Linked DNA regions of Homo sapiens: regions 1 and 3 are each linked to region 2. The links are chromatin loops, found by intact Hi-C in ENCODE. Cell type or tissue: mammary epithelial cell. All regions are shown on one strand. Region 1 holds the start of SNRNP27 (small nuclear ribonucleoprotein U4/U6.U5 subunit 27). Region 2 has its middle 17 kb from the start of ANXA4. Region 3 holds the start of SMANTIS (SMARCA4 interacting SWI/SNF chromatin remodeling complex scaffold lncRNA).

Region 1 (4,000 bases), 170 kb after region 2:
CGCCACCACCTCCGGCTAATTTTTTGTATTTTTAGTAGAGACGGTGTTTCACTGTAGTCTCGATCTCCTGACCTCGTGATCCGCCCGCCTCGGCCTCCCAAAGTGCTGGGATTACAGGCGTGAGCCACCGCGCCGGGTGAGGGGTTTCTTAAAAAGCATTTTCATCAGATGAGACCCCAGCCCTGAGGGGAGAAGGAGAAAGAGAAAGAGAAAGAAAGAGTATTTTCAGCCACCACCTGAGGCCACCATGTTCTTCCTCTCTTACACATCTAGTACATACCCCCTTAGGCTTCCCATAAATCCTGTCTTTCCTGTGGATAATTTCTTCAATCATTAGTGGTGTGCTTCTTCTTTCTTTTTTTTTTTTTTTGTTTGAGACGGAGTCCCACTCTGTCGCCCAGGCTGGAGTGCAGTGGCGCAGTCTCAGCTCACTGCAACCTCAACCTCCCAGGTTCAAGCAATTCTCCTGCCTCAGCCTCCCAAGTAGCTGGGATTACAAGCATGCGTCACCACGCCTGGCTATCATTAGTGGTGTGTTTCTCCAATGATGTCCCTAAATCTTCTTCCCTGGGGTCTGCACCTCCCTTGAACCTCCCCATTCTACACCTAGTGCATGCTTTGCCAGGGTAATTCCAAAGGCATCTGGGGGTTGGGGCTGTTGGTAGAAATCCTAGATGTCATGGCTGGATCTTTCCTGGAAGTTTGGGTTGGGACAGGTATTAAACAGGCCACTCTGAATGTATAAATCTAATTAAAAATTTATGTGATTGGTGGGCATTTTTTCCAACCTAATAAAGTCCCTTTCCATCCCCCAGCTCTTTGTATTTTAAAAGCCAGGTCACTAGACTTGATAATTCTAGAGAGAGCTGACTGAAAAGAGTTGGTTTGATTAGAAACAGAGGTTCAACACTTTTACACTGTTGGTGGGAATGTAAATTAGCTCAACCATTGTGGAAGACAATGTGGTGTTTCCTCAAAGACCTAAAACCAGAAATACCATTTGACCCAGCAATCCCATTACTGGGTATATACCCAAAGGAATATAAATAATTTTATTACGAAGATACTTGCACGCATATGTTCACTGCAGTACTATTCACAATAGCGAAGACATAGAATCAACCCAAATGCCCATCAATGATAGACTGGATTAAAAAAATGTGGTACGTATACACCATGGAATACTACACAGCCATAAAAAGGAACGAGATAATGTCCTTTGCAGGGACATGGATGGAACTAGAAGCCATTATCTTCAGCAAACTAACACAGAAACAGAAAACCAAACATTGCATGTTCTCACTTATAAGTAGGAGCTGAACAATGAGAACACATGGGCACAGGGAGAGGAACAACACACACTGGGGCCTGTAGGGGGAGGAGCTGGGGAGAGGGAGAGCATTGGGAAGAATAGCTTAATAGATGCAAGGCTTAATGGGTTGATAGGTGTAGCGAACCACCATGGCACACATTTACCTATGTAACAAAACTGCACATCCTGCAAATGTACCCTGGAACAAAATAAAATAAAATAAGAAATAGAGGTTTGAGTCTTTCCTGGTAAGCATATTTATGCTCTACCACAGACGGTTCAGCCTTGGGGCAAGACAGTCTTTCTCCTAATTTTTGTAGTTTTGAACATTCTAAAGTTTTTGTTGTTGTTGTTGTTGTTTTCCCTGAGGACAGAGGCAACTTTGGGGAAGTACTTTGTCGGGTAGGATGGAATCTGGGGCCTTTAGTTTTCCTTCCAAGAGCCCATAGGAGGTTTTGGGTGCCTTCTCAATGCTGGCATGAGAAAATATAAAGCAGATGGACAGTGAACTTTGGTATATTCACTCCTTATGAATGTTATGTGGAAAAGTGGAAGAACATAAGCTGTTTGTCTATGCTATGTTTACAATTGGTTTGCTCTATTTTGTGCATGTGGACAAAAATGGGGGAAAAATGAAAGCTGTGTTAGGATAATGGGTATACGGCTGAATTTTCCAGGAATTTCTATAATAACACCAAATCGCATGTTTTAATGCCCACCGTGAACAAAGAAGACCGGAACCCTCGCAACTCGTTTTGACGTTTTCTGGTCGGCGGTAAAAGCTCGGTTCCCGGCCCTCCCGGAAGTTGTTGCACAGTTGTTTCCGGGAAGCGGGACTCCAAATGGGTCGCAGTCGCAGCCGCTCTCCACGGAGGGGTGAGTCCTGTAGCAATTCGGAGGATATGGGGCTCTGTTGGAGGCCTGTCCCTTTTGTTTTATTTTGTTTTGTTTTTGGTAGCCGCGTAGCAGAGAGGCGGGCCCTTTTCCCAGGCGGAGAGCGAGGGGTGGATAAAGGAACGTAGACCTGGGCCCTGCCCTCTTCAGCCCGCCCTCTCCGGTTTGAAGGCAGTTGTTTGTCTCTGAATTAGTTTCATTAAGTCTTTGTCACCTTCATACAATAACTTTTATTACACTGTGGCCGGTGGGTTTAGAATTAGACCTCAGTTCCTTTGCTGAATTTCTGGGCGACGGTGGGCAAGTCACTACTCAGCCTTTCTGAATCGAATTCCCAGAATGAGTCATTGAGGGTAGTATTGCCAACTTTTAAAAACTGATGTGAGAATTAATGTCACATCCCATAACATACAGTATGTGATTCTGCCTGGTTCTTAAATACTTAATAAATGTTAGATTCCTGCCCAGGTCATTACAGGGAAATCGATATTAAGAATTTTGAGTCCTGGGAGCTCACTTCGTAATGTTTTCTGGCTACCAGCCCCATAAATGAGGCAGCGCGACGTAAAGAACCCTGGACTTCCATTAGGAGATCTAACTTAGACCCTCGGTTCTGCCCCTGATTCGTTTTTTTTTTAAATCAATTTATTTATTTTTAATGAGACAGAGTCTCGCTCTGTCGCCCGCCCAGGCTGGAGTGCAGTGGCCGATCTCAGCTCACTGCAACCTCCACCTCCTGGGTTCAAGCGATTCTCATGCCTCAGCCTTCCGAGTAGCTGGGATTACCCGTCCGTGCCACCACGCCTGGCTAATTTTTGTATTTTTATTAGAGACGGGGTTTCGCCGCGTTGGCCAGGCTGGTCTCGAACTCCTGACCTTGTGATCCGCCCGCCAGCCTCACAAAGTGCTGGGATTACAGGCGTGAGCCACCGCTCCCAGCCTCTTTTTACCTTTTTAATGTGACTAGTAATGGTTTGCATTATTTTTCTACTGGACGGCGCAGCTCTAGATATTTGAGGTAATTATCAGTTCTGCAATTTGTGTGCGTTTGCATTAGAACGTAGGCGTTCCCGGTCCACATCCCGGGAGAGAGAACGCAGGCGCCGAGAAAGGTCCAGGTCTCGGGAGAGAGATCGGAGAAGGAGCCGCTCGCGATCCCCGCACCGAAGACGCTCCCGGTAAGGGCAGAAAATAAGCCAAGAGTTTTATTTACCGAAAGTCCCTAAGAAACTGGTCGCAGCTCTTAACTTTGTTTTCATCGCTTATAAGGGGATTTACGGTTTCCTGAAATGGAGGAAACTTAATCCAACCTTATTCTAAAGCTAACATTCACCTTGGTTAAATGGTGCTAATAGTACTCTACATCACAAAGTTGTCTTGAAAGAGTAAGTAAGAAATAATGCATGCAAACCCCAGAGCATGGTGCTTGGCAAGAAAAAGAAATAAGTATTTTATATTTTTGTTTCTTTCTTCCGTTCCTTTCCTTTCCTTTTCTTTTCCTTTTCCTTTCTTTTCCTCTTTTTTGAGACGGAGTCTCGCTCTGTCACCCAGGCTGGAGTGCAGCGGCGCAATCTGCTCACTGCAACCTCCGCCTCCCCTGCAATCTCTGCCTCCCCTGGTTCAAGCAATTCTGCTGCTGAGCCTCCCAAGTAGCTGGGACTACAGGCACATGCCACCACACCCAGCTAATTTTTTTTGTATTTTTAGTAGAGACGGGGTTTCAACGTGTTAGCCAGGATGGTCTTGATCTCCTGACCTCGTGATCCACCCACCTCGGCCTCCCAAAGTGCTGGG
Region 2 (4,000 bases):
GCCGAGATCATGCCACTGTACTCCAGCCTCGGCGACAGAGCAAGACTGTCTCAAAAAAAAAAAAAAGTATAATGAAGGAAATAATAAAGATAAGAGCAAACACCAATGAAATAGAAAACAAAGAAACAATAAGCTGATTCAGGGGGAGGTAAAAGCTACTAAATAAATATGTAGTAATTATAATAAGATGTGCTAAAAGATGCCTCCAAAGTGATATGAAGAAACTCCTGAACTCCAGAAGGCTTCAAAAAAAAGACAAGCTTTTTGCAGTGTGGACTAGGGGAGGAGAGCAGGCATTTTCTAGGGCAAGGATGTGGTGATGACCATGGAGTCTGCCAAGCAGAGAGACTCTTGTTCTAGTCACCATTGTTCCCTCTTCCTAGTCCAATGTCTCCAACCAGGGTACTTAGGAAATGTTAGCTAAGTGAATAAACATTTTCCTTTAGTTCTGCAGTGTGTCTTTTGTCTATCCACAAATTTTATGACATAAAATTTCTTATGCCGTTTATCTATAACTTTGGATGTCCAATCCCACACTACAGTCTTTTATGACATAGCTGTGTGATGCTATTTTATTTTGTTTTCTTTCTTCTAATAGAGACAGGGTCTTGCTATATTCCCCAGGCTGATCTCAAACTCCTGGGCTCAAGTCATCCTCCCACGTTGGTCTCCTAAAGTGCTGGGATTACAGGCATGCACCACCCACTGCACCCAGCCTGTGATGCTATTTTCCTAAAGACACTACATGAGAAGCTCCTACCCTTTCTCCATTTCAGCTGCAAGAGGCTTTCAAAACCTAGGCCCGAAAGCTAAAAACTTCTGAACTGTTGAAATGGGGCCGGGCGCGGTGGCGCACGCCTGTAATCCCAGCTCCTCGGTGGGCTGAGGCTGGAGAATCACTTGAACCCGGGAGGCGGAGGTTGCGGTAAGCCAAGATCGCGCCATTGCACTACAGCCCGGGCAACAAGAGTGAAACTCCATCTCAAAAAAAGAAAAAAAGAAAAAGAAAAGAAATGGAAATCCACATGCAACAATGGCTATCCAAATACCTTAAGGATACATTTGAGGGTGGGTGTACCCATCTTGTGCCCCATCTCCTAGAAACTGGTGTTTGCTGTGGGCAAATGAGGTGCCAGGAGAAGGTACTATTGCTGCCTAAGGGCTGCAGCACATGGTCGTGCAGGTTGTCTACTGTACAAGAGTTCCTGGCAGAAGCAGGGAGGGCCGCTGAAAAACAGCCAGTATTCCATTTACCAAGTCGTGCACCCTGGGGCTTCATCCCCCCATATAAAAGAAGACTTTTTCTAATTAGTACAAATACGTCAGGCAGGTATGGGCTAATTGCAGCCTTGTGTCCCCAGCTGTCACCATTACTGTCCTGGCTAGGGGAGATTTAGTGTCTGACTCTGTCCCTTCAAAAGAGCCCCCTCAATTCTCTTCAGTGTCAAAGCATCTTTTCAGAAGATCCTTTCAAGCCCTTTGGTGAGTGACTAACCCACCACCGGCAGTCCACTAGTGGAGAATTACCTTCTGCCAAGAGACCTTAGTTCTGTAAAAAGGCAAAGAAAGAAAGATAAGCTGGGGCAAGAAAGAAAGATAAGCTGGGGCAAGAAAGAAAGATAAGCTGGGGCAAGAAAGATGAACTCATTCGGCCACGCTGCTCTCGCCCTGTGGTTGCTTCTTCTGCCACTAGATGGCGTCCTCGCCTAAGTACTGGAAACACTTTCCTGAGGATGGAATTTGAGAGGAAGCTGGGTTGCAGCCGCTGTCCGTGTGGAACGTTTAGCTGATCCCAGCTTCATTATTATGCGATTTGAAAATACCTGCTCATCCTGTCAAGAAATTTTATTGAGTGGAATAATTGTTTCATGGCACTCGTCAAGTTCATGCACAGCCTGTCTCCTTTTCTTCTCCCTCTGACTCCTGCAGTCAGCCGATGTTTAAACCCAGGAGACGCAGGTCAAGCCACAGGGAGCTCAGCTTCCTGACATCCACCTGAGAAATGCCAGGAGGGCTTACTGATAACATAATGGATGTCAGTTTAATAAATTCTGACTCAAGGTGACATATAGCTATTTACAGAGATATAACATATTAACATATATATTAACATCTATCATTTTAGCATTAATCATTTCGGCATCTTTTTATTTGAGGCATCATTTATATATTTAAATGTATATAAATGATGCCCCAAATAAATATACCATATACTTAAATCTATAAATATATAAATTTATTATTTATTTATATATAAATACATGGTATATTTATTATTTATATATTTATTTATTGTATATTTATTTAAATATATGAATGCTGCCCCAAATAAATATACCATACACTTCAAATGTGTGCCTTTAAATGTATTTAAAAGTGTGCCTTAAGTGTACGGTTCAGTGAGTTTAATAAATGTATACACCAGTGTAGCCACCGCCCCCATTAGGACACAGAACACTTCCATCACGCTGGTACATCGTCTTGTCCACCTTCAAAGTCAATTCCCATGAGCTGAAGAGGCTCAAGGCTCAGAGAAGAGCAAACAGTGGGTGAAGGGAGTGTGTGGCCTTCAGGCTAATGTGCACTGTAAGAGGCTAAATGAGACTCTTGATCACTCACAGCCTCTGTTTTGTATTTTCCTAGAAAAATCAAGTAATCATTTATTTTTAAGGAAAACAATGGCATTTTAAGAGCCACCTCATTTTACCTGACATTTTATTAGTTTTTCTTTCACATATATAAATGCACAAAATTCTGTAAAATATGTTTAGTCATCACTTCATGATTTGGTTCTTGTGACTTTTTTTTCACTATGCAGTTGTCAGGATGCAGCTGAGAAAATTATCAGAGCTATTCAGTGAGATCAATTGTGTATTTTGAAAATAATTTTTCCTGAAGAGCCTGATATGGTTTTGCTCTGGGTGCTCTTGGGTGTCCCCACCCAAATCTCATCTCGAATTGTAATCCCCAGGTGTCGAGGGAGGGACCTCGAGGTAATTGGATTATGGGGGCGGTTTCCCCCGTGATGTTCTCATGATAGTGGGTGAGTTCATGAGATCTGATAGTTTAAAAGTGGCACTTCCCCCCTCACTCTCTCCTGCCAACACGTAAGACGCCTTGCTTCCATTTTACCTTCTGCCATAATTGTAAGTTTCCTGAGGCCTCCCCAGCCATTCAGAACTGTGAGTCAATTAAACCTCTTTTCTTTATAAATTACCCAGTCTTGGGTGTTCTTTATAGCATGTGAAAACAGACTAATACAGGGCCAATCCAAGCATTCTTCAGCTCAGGAGTTTAACTCATTTGTCAGCTTACACTAGCTGTGTCTTTATTACTATGCTAGAAAAATGCGATGATTTCGCCTAAAAGATTGACTTCTTTAATATAAACTTTTAATGGAAGCATAACATACATACAGAGAAACACACAGCTCAATGAATTTGCCAAAAGTGAACACAACCATGTAATCAGTGCTTAGATCAAGAAACAGAATATTATCAGAACCCCAGAAACCCTTCTAGTCACCCCAAGGGTAACCATTATCCTGACTTTTAAAACCATAGATGAATTGCACTTGCTTTTGAATTTTCTATCAATAACATAAAATAAGAAGTACTGTTGTGTGCCTGGCTTTCATCACACAATATTAACATCCACGTTGTTGTGTGTACTTGTAGTTTGATATTTCTCTTGCTGTATTGTATTCCATTATGTGACTATGCCACGGTCTATTCATTTCACACACACACAAGCAAATATATATATATACAGGGTCTTGTTCTGTCGCCCAGGCTGGAGTGCAGTGGCATGATCCTGGCTCACTGCAGCCTAGAACTTCTGGGCTCAAGTGATCCTCCCACCTCAGCCTCCCGAGTAGCTGGGACTACAGGTGTGCACCACCACGCACAGCTAATTTTTTTAGACACTGGCTCTCCCTATGTTGCCCAGGCTGGCCTTGAACTCCTGGGCTCAAGCAATCCTCCCACCTTGGCCTCCAAAA
Region 3 (4,000 bases), 74 kb after region 2:
AAAGAAAGCCTGTGCATAGGGGACCTTGGACCATTTGCTCTCCTGTCTACAGAAAAGATCTAATTGATGGATAAGATTAAAATCAAGGTTCCCTTCAGCTGGCCATGTCTGTTCATCCCTGAGACAGTAAGAAGGCCATGCCCTTCTGCAAAAGAAAATGAGCTGCTTTTTCTTCAAAGTTTTAGGGTCAAAGGACTCCCAGTGCTTCAGAATGCACTCCAGAGGAGTGCCGGCTGAAGATGGCTTGTTACCCATCTGCAAAAGAGACAAGAATAGAGGTTTCCTCGGTCTCCTGGTTCTTTTCAATGTGACTCAGGGAGGAGGGGACACAGTAGGAGAGTCCTCCTGGCTGTTCTCCCTCCTTGGTCCCCGGGTCCCAGCACCATAGTTGCAGCCCCATGGTTGCAGGTGTGACCCCCAAGCGTAATACCAGAGGACCTAATCAATGGGCTAGTCATGTTTACCCATATGACCTCAGTCCTCTGCCTAATAATTGGGTAATTACTCTCTGACCTCCTAGACCTGTGTGACCTGTGTGGCTTCTTGATAAATGGATCTCCGGAGAGATAATGTAACACTTGCATTTAAGCAAGGCCCCTTAATAGAGGGAGTGTACTGGAATGAGCTTTATACTCTGCTATTATGGACTGGACTAGAGGATTTATTCTTAGGTGGTGGTTCCGGTTAACTTCCAGACATAAAATCCCCTTTCTATTTAGATGCCATTCTAGTTGTAGGCAGAATGGGTGTCTTCAGAGAACGTAAGGGTCAAATGGTGGCCTTCCTGCTAACAGAGAGAGTACTGAGACTAAAATTTGGTTTTGGAGGACATGTTCCTCCTTGCTGCTGAAAGCAGAGTTCTCCCACTTGCAGAGGGGGCATAAGGTTTGGTCTCTATTAGAGGGATGTAAAAGGGAGGAGAACTGAAAAGCCAGAGACTTTTAGCAAAGGGCAGACAAGATTCCTCATGGAGAGGATTCCCATTTTACTAGGTGGTGCTAGTGGAATACCAGGCAGTAACTTTGCCTCCATATGCTCTTTAAACAAAGGATGGAGAGAGAAGTCTGACCTGTGGCATGCTGTCCCCACAGCATACCTCCTAACAGGAGAAAGTTAGTTTGCCTCATAGAGGGGCTATCCGGTCCGACTGGACAGTGCTGGTTCCTCACATGGGAAAAGAAACAGCCTAAGTGGACAGAGGGGCATTTACTGGGGGGAAAATAACCTCCCACCCAACCCCAGGAAGTATTATCATTAGGAGTTAAATAGTCTTTGAGATCTGGATCATGGAATTCCCCTGTCTGTAAAAAGTCAGAAAAACAGCAATCCCTTAACCTGCATTCCTGGTTACTACGGTGGTTGCTAAACCTGCCTAATTGAATTATTTCCTGGGCTATAAAAATTCCTGCAGCATTGCATACAGAGAGGAGATGGGAGACATGGTGACTGCAGAAAGGAAAGGAGGAAAATAAGATTTGCAATAGGAAAACTTGGAGATCCTATGGCTGACACCCAGTCAGGCAATCAGAGGCTGGGGTCAGTCCAGGAGCCTTTTGAATAACACCAGGGTGTGGCCCTGGCCAGAAATTCTCAGTTGCTCCAGGACCTATTCCAGCCCCATACAACAACCAGGCTTTCTGTGAAAAGAAACTAGTTTGGACACAGCCAACATTCCCGGCACCCTGAGGGCAGGTCCTCCCCAGCAAGCCTCACATCTGAGTCTTCAAGACTGGTGGCCAGCCCTTGTGGCTCCTTAATCAGCTGTCAGATGCCCGGTGTTTTTGATAGTTATTTGAGAGAATAAAAACGGAGGACAAGAAGCCTCGGAAGTGAAAGTAGAGTCCGCTCCTTTACTCACCATTCTGATGAAGTCACCTTCAAATCCCAGACGAGCCCTCAAAATGAAGCAGCCTTGTTGTCTGGGGTGAATACTGAGGTTCTTGGTCACACGACCAGATATTGAGGTCAAGGACATGCACACACACATCGAGTGAGTTTGGAGCAGGAGTTTAATAGGCAAAAGAACAGAACAGCTCACAGTCACAGAGAGGGGTCCCGAGCAGGTTGCTAAGCAGTAGTAAAAATGTCAGGGTTTTTATAAATGGTCTAGGGAGGAGGGGCCTCATGAGGAGGGGATGTCTTATCCTCTTAGGGCCTGATGGTTTAGCTGCGACCAAGTGTGCTATCTATATAGAGCAGAATTTTTTTTATCAGCTTTTATCCCATTCCCTGACCACATAGGCTGACTCTTAGTCTGTGTTTCTTTGTCTTGCTTATCTGGGAGGGAGAGTTTCTGTGTCTGTTCCCATACATCTTCTTGCAGCTGCAGGCATCCGCCCCATGAGTCTGCTTTTAGTTTCTCTATCTTAGTGCACCTAAAGGGAAAGGAATGTGCTTATTAAGACCCACTGTTTTACTGGGGCCCATTGTATAAGTGTGAAGTTTGGCAATTACCCAGGAGACTTCCACCCCTTCTTCTGTGCTTGAGCTGTCTTATCTGTATTTTACAGCCTGAACTTTCAGGTTACTTGTTGTTAGAAGAGAAGTGATTTTTTTTAACTGTGTGTGGTTAGAAAGGGAGCTATTTTTGAGCTGCTTTTTGTTAAAAGGAAAGTTTTCTGCTGGGGACTCACTTTACCCTAAATGTCTACCTAAATAATTTCTTTTTGCCTCCTATAACACTGGTAGTGTCTTCCAGCATGCTACCCTCCAGTTAGCTCCTTGGGGGCCAACACCTTCATGCTGGGTAGGTACAGTGATTCTATGTGCACCACAAACTACCTGGCCTAGCCTCTGCCCCCAAGACCTTGTCTCAGTAGACTTTTGGCCAGAGAAGTATCCCCTGGTTCTTAGCTGCTATTTAGAATCTCCTTGAGATTTGGGTAAAAACACTTGACCATGAGACCATCTTTCTATCCAAAAAGAATTCATTTTACTCAGCCTCAATGTTGCTAACAGTAACAACAACCGTAGCAATAATAGAAAATGTTTATTAAGCTCTACTATGTGTCAGACATAGAGATAGATGCTTTCCATGGGTTATCTGTTTTAATCCTGACAGAAGCTTGTCTTACTGTTGAGAAGGTAAAGTATAGTGAGTGAGGCTGGCTGACTTGCCCACGGTCTCAGAACTATTAAGTGGTATATTCAGGATTCTAGATAATTCCTAGAACACTTTCCTTTCATCTTTGCATGATCAGCTGCCTCAAGTCTGATTCCAGAGCTGGAGTTCAAGCCACTGTTCTATGCTGCTGCCCATCTCTGAAGAGAACATTGTCCTGAATCTATGTATCTTCTTCTTTTCCCTTTTTCATAAAAAGAGAAAGGCATAGGACCCACCTTTTTTTTCAGTTTATCCTAATTCTTTGGTTACAAGGACACCATAATTCAAAATGTAGCCCATGTTACATTCAGAATTATCAGCATAAAGGGTGAGGAGACATTTGGCACAACCAACCCCTTTTCAGTGCCTGTTATGTGTGGGCCAATGCAAGGCAGACTGTTGGAGAAGACAAGGATTATAATCCCTAGTTCTTGTGTTCAAATAGTCTATGAATACTAGCACAGCTAAGGCATGCACAAAAATAACTATGATTAATTCATAATATAACAGTGACAGGAGGGGCACAAATAAGATCCCACTGGGGTTCAAAGAGAAGAGATCACATTTCACTTGGGGGCATCGGGCAAAGCTTCTTGGAGGATGTAGATGTTAAAATGGACCTTGGGAGATGATTGAGTTTCTGTAAACAGAATTAAGGGACAAGGTGTTTCAGGTGAATGGAATGGCATGTGCGGAGGTCTAGGGGAGTCATGGTAAATCCACAGAAAAGTGTCTTGCAGCAGTGAAGTGGCCTCGTCTGGGGTGACACCCATGGTTTGTTGTCTCACGGCCACAGATATCAAGGACGTAGACACACAAAGAGTGAGGTTAAGAGTGGAAGTTTAATAGGGAAAAGAAAGAGACTAGCTCTCTGCTACAGAGAGGGATTCCAGAAAA

The links. A loop is a pair of places that touch in the nucleus more often than their neighbours do. Peaks named below come from ENCODE experiments on the same cell type or tissue, not always from the same donor. Only the 100,000 strongest peaks of a DNase experiment are listed, where the experiment ranks them.
Region 1: it touches region 2 in a loop (11-fold over the local background); 25 of 110 quality-filtered maps call a loop at or near these places.
Region 3: it touches region 2 in a loop (5-fold over the local background); 11 of 110 quality-filtered maps call a loop at or near these places.

Annotation. Positions count from the first base shown.
Region 1 is chr2:69,891,831-69,895,830 of GRCh38, forward strand. SNRNP27 (small nuclear ribonucleoprotein U4/U6.U5 subunit 27) reads left to right here and starts at 2,126. Exons shown (of 6, transcript NM_006857.3): 1 at 2,126-2,188; 2 at 3,264-3,384. The coding sequence starts at 2,155. RefSeq lists enhancers at 1,751-2,686, 2,429-2,488, 2,687-3,621. In mammary epithelial cell, no CTCF peak of the experiment used is centred here; DNase peaks (open chromatin) are centred at 2,131 and 2,521; H3K4me3 peaks cover 1,538 bases; H3K27ac peaks cover 1,673 bases.
Region 2 is chr2:69,723,137-69,727,136 of GRCh38, forward strand. It overlaps a transcript of ANXA4 not described here. Among named protein-coding and RNA genes, the nearest start is that of ANXA4, 17 kb to the right of the region's middle. RefSeq lists an enhancer at 1,573-1,622. In mammary epithelial cell, a CTCF peak has its summit at 1,695 (motif pointing right); a DNase peak (open chromatin) is centred at 1,725.
Region 3 is chr2:69,796,930-69,800,929 of GRCh38, forward strand. All of the region lies in intron 3 of ANXA4 (annexin A4), which reads left to right. SMANTIS (SMARCA4 interacting SWI/SNF chromatin remodeling complex scaffold lncRNA) reads right to left here and starts at 2,069. Exons shown (of 3, transcript NR_164155.1): 1 at 1,859-2,069. In mammary epithelial cell, no CTCF peak of the experiment used is centred here; DNase peaks (open chromatin) are centred at 1,382, 1,712 and 2,372; H3K27ac peaks cover 2,355 bases.